Regions from separate parts of the Homo sapiens genome. Here region 2 is linked to region 1. Evidence: chromatin loops called from intact Hi-C (ENCODE). Cell type or tissue: dorsolateral prefrontal cortex. All regions are shown on one strand.

Region 1 (4,000 bases):
AATAGAGCCCCAAGCATTCCAGAGTCAGTGGGACCCCCGGCTACCTCCTCGAATGGGCCAGAACTTTCCTGGGCTGCGAGGATGCAGTGCTGTGCTCCCTGTCAGGAGCAGAGAGCTCCAGCCCTCACCCTGAACGTCAGGGTGGTTTGAGAGGCCTCACTTGTGCCTACCCAGAGAGTAATTCCCAGTGATTTGCTTATTATTACTAGCCGTGACCCCCGACTTAGTGCAGCCTTATCCCCACGTGCACATTGTATACCTGGAGTGAGCCCATCCCAGCTCCAGGCGCTCCCTCAGCCTTCCTGGTTTCTTGTCTCAGTGTCCGGCTTACCTTCTTCCCTCAGGGGCACCTTTCTCTCCATCTCTTCCCAGTACAATCTTTCTCACTGTGGGAGGCATATCTCCAATGCCACCTCAGTTCCCCTACATCACTTCAGTAGACAAGAGAGCTCTGTTTGTGGCTCTGTCACTTAACAGCGCTTCTTCTCCCCTCTCTGTTTCTTTCTGGGCCTCTTTTTTCCCCCTATTTTGCTTCTGAACCAAAGGCTGCTCCTCCCCCCACCTCGCCCAGTCCCTCCTCCTCTAGAGCAAGCACTGCGGAGACACATTGGCTCCTGGGTGGGGCTTGTGCTTGTCAGGCCCCTTGCAGGGTCGAATGGGACTCCCTGAGCTCTAGTTACAGATCAAAGTGAGTTGCTTCTGCCACTTACCTTGACCTATAACTCGGTCCTTGCTCTTGTCAAGATGACTGGCTGCCCTGGCGCAGGGCGAGCTCAGGGTGAAAGCTGCAAGAGCCGTGTTTGTGCAGAGACCAGCGCTCCCCAGGGCCGCATGCTTGTGTCTCCTCCCTGCAGTATGTGGCACTGGGCCAGCCAGTGCAGTGGGACGGGGACAGTTCCTGCAATGGCGCTGCTAGTGTGGGAGGTGAGAGAGAATATTAGGAAGCATTAAGGATGAGGAAGAGGAAGGTGGCTGGTCTTGTATTTGCGAGACCTGGGCTAACATCCAGGCTGAGGCCTGAACACTTTTAATGTGTTATCTCATTTAAGCCCCATGACAATCCTGCCAGATGGGAATGATGCTAACCCATTTTACAGACTTGGAACCTGAGGCTCGGAAGGCTGAAGTGACCTGCCCAAAGGCATGCAGCCTGCAGTGATGGAGGGGGGACTTGCAGCTAAGTCTGGCTTGACTTCAAAGCTGATTTTAAGGCACACTGCCTCCTGATAAGGAGAGTGCCCCGCTGTTTTATTTATGGGTAACACTGAGTTTTCACAATTGCCCTGGTCTTAGAAGAATCTAAAATAAGGTTTAAAAATTTGGGTCATGAGTTTCTACAAGTTATTTAATTTTCTAGTAAATATTGTAATAATACTTAAACCATAGCATGGTTTTAAGGAGCAGATGAGTCAATGTATGTAAAATGGTGCCCAGTACACAATACAGACACGTCAGCTCTTTTAGCAGTCATGTAACAAAAGCAGCACCATTGCTGAAGGGAATGATTAAGAAACACTTGAGGCAGAGCCCTCCTTCAGCCGCTTTCTGTCCTAGGCAAGGGGGTTAAGGCTAAGGAGACACATGCAGACCTTTTCTTCTCATGACTTGAGGTAGAGTTTCCTGTCCTTCCTATGATTCAGCAGCTCAGAAATGACAGAAAGACCTATTATGCTTGCTTCTTAAATAAGATTATCTGTACTCCTACCTCTGGAAACATTAAAAAAGCTCTCAAAACTATTATTTTCTAGTGCTTTCATACAATGCAAATTACAGATGTTAATTGGAATGCAGTTCTCCTTCTTCAGACTTATTTCCCAAGTGGACAGATTGAAGCTCACCTGGGCTTTTCCAAGCATTTTGTTAAGTCTACCCTCACCCTCAGTCCCTTATTATTCATTATCTATTACCCTGGAACATATAAACATTCGCTGCTGGCTACTATTTCCTTGTAGTTTATTCAACAGTTTGGATTTGATGTATGGGTTGTTTTTTTTTTTTTTAAAGGAAAAAAAACCCAGACACCCAGGAAATTAAGAAGTTTATCAATTGGAGTCCTAGAGCAGCCCAATGCTAAGGCTGTGAATGAGGTTCACAGGACTAAAGACTTAATTAAATGAGTCAAAGTTTGATTTAAATTGTAAATTCTCTGTTGATACCTAATCTCAGTCTCACTGTAAGTGAACTGAATTTTAAAAAACAAACACACTCTGCTTGCGGACAGTAGCCCCATCTAGGGGTAGAGCGTTTCTCTTCTCTCTTTCATTTTTCTAAATTTTCCTCTTCAATGTTTATTCAACCCAGGCCATTAGCAGGAGGAAGGGAAAAATTCCCAGATTTTCAGACAACACCATTTTCCACCAGTTTCTCGGGAAAGCTGAAGGATGCTTAAAGAGAGGTGTGACTGAGCATTGATGAGGGGGGAGGAGGCTACAGGACATTTTCTTCCATCTGGTGTCACAGGCAGAGCGTCCCCTATGCTGAAAAATTAACAGCACCATGCTGCCTCTTTTATTTAGTGCCCATTCCTTAAGACAGAGCGCAGGGGATGCTCTTTATAGTGTGAGCTGCTGGGTGACAGGAGTGTGGGAGCGGAGCGAAAACGAGAGGCATAAAACCCCCTCTTGCAAGGTGAGCCAAATGCAAACTGATGTTTTATCAGCTTCACAGGTGCTGCTGCCCGCATTCATTTGAGACCTTGGCACCTCACACAGCTCCCGTCATTTTACGGCTTGTGCTCGGGAGCAGTGAAGGCCCAAGAACTGGGAAGTGGAGTCCCTCTCCCCGGTTCAGGGGATGCTTTAGTAGAGGAAGGGAGGGAGCTCATGGCCAGGGTGGACGAGGGGCTTCTAGTTTGCACCTGGATATGACATTTTAGCTTCTTCCTGTTTTCTACCTTCCATTTTGATGAACTTACTCTTAGGTTTTTCTCCGTGGAGAAATCCTGGAGAGGCATATGATAATTATGATCGTCTCTGGTTTACACGTAGAAAATCACAGTGTAGAATAATGAGCAGGTTTAACAAGCATCTGTGTATTAAAGAGGACCCTGCTTTATCTCTATCCAAGTTCCCTGAACTCTCATTCACGCTTTGCTTCGTATGAGGTGATAAAATTGAAAATTGATTGCATGTAGGAGGCTGGATTTAATCGAGGCCACTCAGGCTGGAATTTTAACTGAATCATGTACGGCAATTTCCCCCTCATCCAGAGCCAGGGATCTTGGATGGAAGGATGACCAGATGAGGGGACTCCCTGTGACCACTGGCATCGCAGAACCTCTGCATGCTGCTGGGATGAGTAGCCCACATATGGCAGGGCTCTCAGGACCCTGTGTGGAAATTTTAAAAGAGAAAAGAAAGCAAGCGAATACTACTGCATTGAGACCAGAACTACTGAGGCTTGAAAAATGCACAGATTTAGCACCCCCAAAGCTGGCTGTAAAAAGGCCGCACTCCGAGTTAGCTGCTACAAACCAGAGGGCCACCAAGAGCTCTTCAGAAAGGAAGCTATTTAGGGGCCACCCCCTTTTTAAAGAAAAAAGCCTGTCATCTTTCTGGCAAAAAGCCATTGAATATACTGAGAGTCATTTGCTGGCAAGCAACCAAATATGTACCAAAAAATAAATTGGGTATTTAATTTAAGACAACTGAAAATGCGTCTGTGTGGGCAGCTTCAAATCGATATGTGCTGGAGCCACACACCCTTTATGTGAACTGCAATGAACACTTCCACCACCAGTTAGCGTGTTTGCAAACCCTCCAGGCTTAGAGAGACAGGGGTCACCCATGCCCGGGAAAATAAAATTAAAAAGGCTTTTAAAAGTCCACCTTAAGAGCACGTGCTGCCGGCTGATAGAAGAAACAGGATAACTCAGTTGCCTACAAGCAAAGTTTGCACTTGTGCCTGAGCCCCTCCCCAACCCTCCCCATGCGTGGATAAGCCGGTGCCGCCTATCCCCGGCGTGGAAACGCATGGGGCCCAGCTGCAGCATGCGGTGTGG
Region 2 (4,000 bases), 420 kb after region 1:
CTCTCATAACGCATTTCAGAAAAGAATGCTTTATTGCATATTCATTACTCTTAATTTATTTCAAAAATCAGGGTTTTTTACTTTATCAAGTTCTTTTTTTTTTTTTTTTTGAGACATAGTCTCGCTCTGTCGCTCTGGCTGGAGTGCAGCGGCGCATGATCTCGGCTCACTGCAACCTCTGTCTCCTGGGTTCAAGCAATTCTCCTGTCTCAGCCTCTCAAGTAGCTGGGACTACAGGCACGTGCTACCACACCCAGCTAATTTTTTGTATTTTTAGTAGAGACGGGGTTTCACCGTGTTAGCCAGGATGGTCTTGATCTCTTGACCTCGTGATCCGCCCTCCTCAGCCTCCCAAAGTGCTGGGATTACAGGCGTGAGCCACCACGCCCAGCCTTATCAAGTTCTTAAACAAGTGCCTTTTACGTGCCAGGCGCAGTGCTAGGAACTTTCTTAAACACGGTATTTGAATCTCTACAGCAATCCCACAAGTAGGTACCAATTTCCCCCTTTCACAGTGAAATAAATGGAAATTCAGAGATGGTAAGTGAACTACTCAGAGCCACTATCAGTCGGAAGTAGGAGGACTAGAACTGAACTCCGGCCTGGCTAGAATTATTCAACACAAGCAGAATCTAATTATTTCCCTTACAAAAGTCAGAGGAGGCTGGGCGTGGTGGTTCATGCCTGTAATCCCAGCACTTTGGGAGGCAGAGGTGGGCAGATCACTTGAGGTCAGGAGTTTGAGACCAGCCTGGTCAACATGGTGAAACCCCGTTTTTTAAAAAAATACAAAAATTAGCCAGGCGCAGTGGCGTGTACCTGTAATCCCAGCTACTCAGGAGGCTGAGGCAGGGGAATTGCTTGAACCCAGGAGGTGGAGGTTGCAGTGAGCCAAGATGGCACCACTGCACTCCAGCCTGGGCAACAGAGCGAGACTCCATTTAAAAAAAAAAAGAAGAAGAAAAAAGAAAAAAGGAAAGGCCCTCTGTGTTGTGGTTAGGACCTCAGGTTCTAGGGCCAAAAATCTCCTGGTTGACTGCTAGTTGGTCACTTTCTACCACTGTGGCGCAGGGACCTCACTGTCCTCTTTAAACATCCATTTCTTCATTGTAAAATGGTCACATAAGTGGGGGAACAGGTGAGATCACGCACAAGAAGCATCAAACTCTGTGTAGCACGTTAGCTCGTAAAGGATTCTCACCATTTTCATTGCATAGCTACGCATTTAGTGAACACTAATGACCTTACATATTTGTGTGTCACTGTGTGAACTTATAATTCCATGTCCTTCATGTAAACGATGTGTTTACATCCAACGTATTTTCAGAGACTCGCTTTACTGCCTCACTTCTAATTTTCTATGATATACGATTGTTTCTGTGTAGGCAACACCAGACATTGTTTTCTGATTTAGGCTGGAACGCTAGAAAACTCCACCGCCTGTATGTGAAAATGCCAATGCATTTTATAAGCAAAGTCAACCGCAAAATGTTTATAGGGTCAGGCAGTTAGATCTGAGGTACAAACATGGTTTAGAAGGAATTCTTACAATGGTGCTAAAGCTCTAGAAGCAAATACTATGTGGGAGGCCATAGAAAGAGTGAATTGTTGTTCACACTTCAGCTTTGATTTGGAGACACCTGTGAAAGAAAATAATCTTTTTCCCAGTACTTACTGGTTATTTTATTTCCAGAAAACATGCTTGTTATTTTAGCCGAGGTAATTGCCTTGCCTTTCGGGTATGGTTTGTGCTAAATGAACAGTGACACCTACTGGCGGAAGATGATCACGTTTATTTACTAAAAGAAGCTCCTGTTCTCACTTTGCTGGGTATAATCCCAGAAATAATACAGAATGTTTTGATTTCAAAGAGCAAAGAACCAACACTGGAGTTAAAAAGAAAAATCAAACCACGTCAAGGCCGATACATGAATATAGACAGATTCACTTTCTGGAGTGAAGATTGCTCTTTTCTTCTCTAAAAATGCTGGGTTCCCCCAACCACCACCACAAAAATAAGCTTGTCAGAGCTGCTCCAAGTAAGGCAGTTCAAGTGCCAAGGAAAGATGTTTGGCTTGACACACCTGTTCTTCTTCTCTCCGTGGAGTAAACAGATTGGCAGAGGCTGCTTCAAACACGTTATCTGTCTAACTCATTACATATTAATACTTCCAAAGTAAATCTCTCCATTCTGTAACTTTATTTAAATATTTTTATTAATATACAGTAATACTTTTCCAGATGGCCTTATCAGAAGTTTTAGTGAGAATAAGCAGCTGAAAACACAACAGCTGCTCTGCTGGCAGCCTGAGAGCCCTGCGCTGTGATACTGCCAGGCCCCCCATGGAGTCAGCCAGGCCTGGGGGCCAGGCCCAGGAGGGAGCGTGGGAAGCCAGCCTGCAGCTCCCAGCATTACTCATGCCCCTGGGTGGGCCACTGAGTCTGCGTCTAGGTTTGGAGTGGAAAGTAGGAGGTCTGTCTACATTCCCCCAGCTCAGCTTTGCCTAGGGCCCTGTCCTTGGGGGATTATTAGACACTGTTGATTTACAAAAGCTGGTATTTTCATCTAATTTGGTTCTCTAGGTCTAGAGGTTAAAACCCAGGGGGGCCGGAGGGATGACTAATTGGCAGCCTAAATTTCCAATGTGTTGTGAAAGTTATTTAACCTGAGTTTCCTTGCCTGTGAAAATGTGTGTATTGAGTACTGCTGTGACAATTACAGGAAACAATAGATGTAACCCCCAGCCCCGTGAGTTTTTTCTTTTCTAAGACACAAACCCCATTCTCAGAGTTATGGGAGAAGGTACATTTATACACTTTAATTCAGAGACCTTTAATTCAGAGATTAAATCAATAGCGTGTGGTCTTGGAGGCATTAGATGACTTTTTTTTTTTTTTTTTGAAACGGCGTCTGGCTCTGTTGCCAGGCTGGAGTGCAGTGACGCCATCTCTGCTCACTGCAACCTCCGCCTCCCAGGTTCAAGTGATTCTGCTGCCTTAGCCTCCCGAGTAGCTGCGACTACAGGCAGGCGCCACCACACCCGGCTAATTTTTGTATTTTTAGTAGAGACAGGGTTTCACCATGTTGACCAGAATGGTCTTGATCTCTTGACCTCGTGATTTGGCAGCCTCGGCCTCCCAAAGTGCTGGGATTACAGGCGTGAGCCACTGCGCCAAGCCCGTTAGATGACTTTACAGGCCATCAAAAACCCGCTGCCATCAGAAACTCTGGACCCACAAGCAAGCTCTCTTCTTGCTCTTGGCCCAGGTCTGGAGCTTGAATGAGGGGTGAGCATGAGCTAGCATAGCCACACCTCCTACTCCTTCCTCGGCCCCATCTCCCTCCAGAGTTCTTTCCTCCATCTTCCTTTCTTCTTTCTGGTACCTCATTCCAGAGCTTTAGCTGCTTCCCCAATAGACGTGGCTTTCAATGCAAATCCTGCATTCTGACCTCTCTCCTGGGTGCTCAGCATCTGCTGGACGTCTAGATGGGGGAGTCTTCAAAACGCCAAGGCCCCTGGGCAGGAGGACGGGTGACAGTTCGGTGTGTATCAACTCCGTAGCACGGTTGATACAAGCCTTGCCTTGAAGCACTTTGTCTTATGGTCAGAACCATGAACCATCCTTTCTGGCCCATATTAATAAGATTAAAAGCTGGTAGCTTGCCTTTTTCCCTGCCTGGTTTTTATGAGCAAATATAGGACACTGTCTCCTGCGAGGCAGCAGCGGATGAGGCTGGTCGGGGGTCACTGGTAAGAACGGGTCTCTGTTGCTATTACTCTCTGTTGGTCTGCCTGGGTTTGAATTTGGATGCCGAGAGCTGATGGGCCTATCACTGGAGTGACTTTGGGTGAGTTGTTTAGCAAATATATGCCTCATTCACACATTTATTCAACAAATATGAACTGGCATCATCTACGAGCCAGGTCCTGTTCTAGGCACTGGGAGGCGTCAGTGCTCAAAAGAAACAAAGTTCCTGCCCCCCAGTGTGTGCGCTCTC

Evidence for each region. Peaks named below come from ENCODE experiments on the same cell type or tissue, not always from the same donor. Only the 100,000 strongest peaks of a DNase experiment are listed, where the experiment ranks them.
Region 2: it touches region 1 in a loop (2.6-fold over the local background); 2 of 110 quality-filtered maps call a loop at or near these places.

The regions. Positions count from the first base shown.
Region 1 is chr6:161,835,576-161,839,575 of GRCh38, reverse strand. The region is part of intron 6 of PRKN (parkin RBR E3 ubiquitin protein ligase); the gene reads left to right. Among named protein-coding and RNA genes, the nearest start is that of LNCR-SMAL, 400 kb to the left of the region's middle. In dorsolateral prefrontal cortex, a CTCF peak has its summit at 2,227; a DNase peak (open chromatin) is centred at 3,895; H3K4me3 peaks cover 844 bases.
Region 2 is chr6:161,416,350-161,420,349 of GRCh38, reverse strand. All of the region lies in intron 9 of PRKN (parkin RBR E3 ubiquitin protein ligase), which reads left to right. Among named protein-coding and RNA genes, the nearest start is that of AGPAT4, 140 kb to the right of the region's middle. RefSeq lists an enhancer at 3,914-4,000. In dorsolateral prefrontal cortex, CTCF peaks have their summits at 1,577 and 1,778 (motif pointing left); a DNase peak (open chromatin) is centred at 1,764; H3K27ac peaks cover 1,409 bases.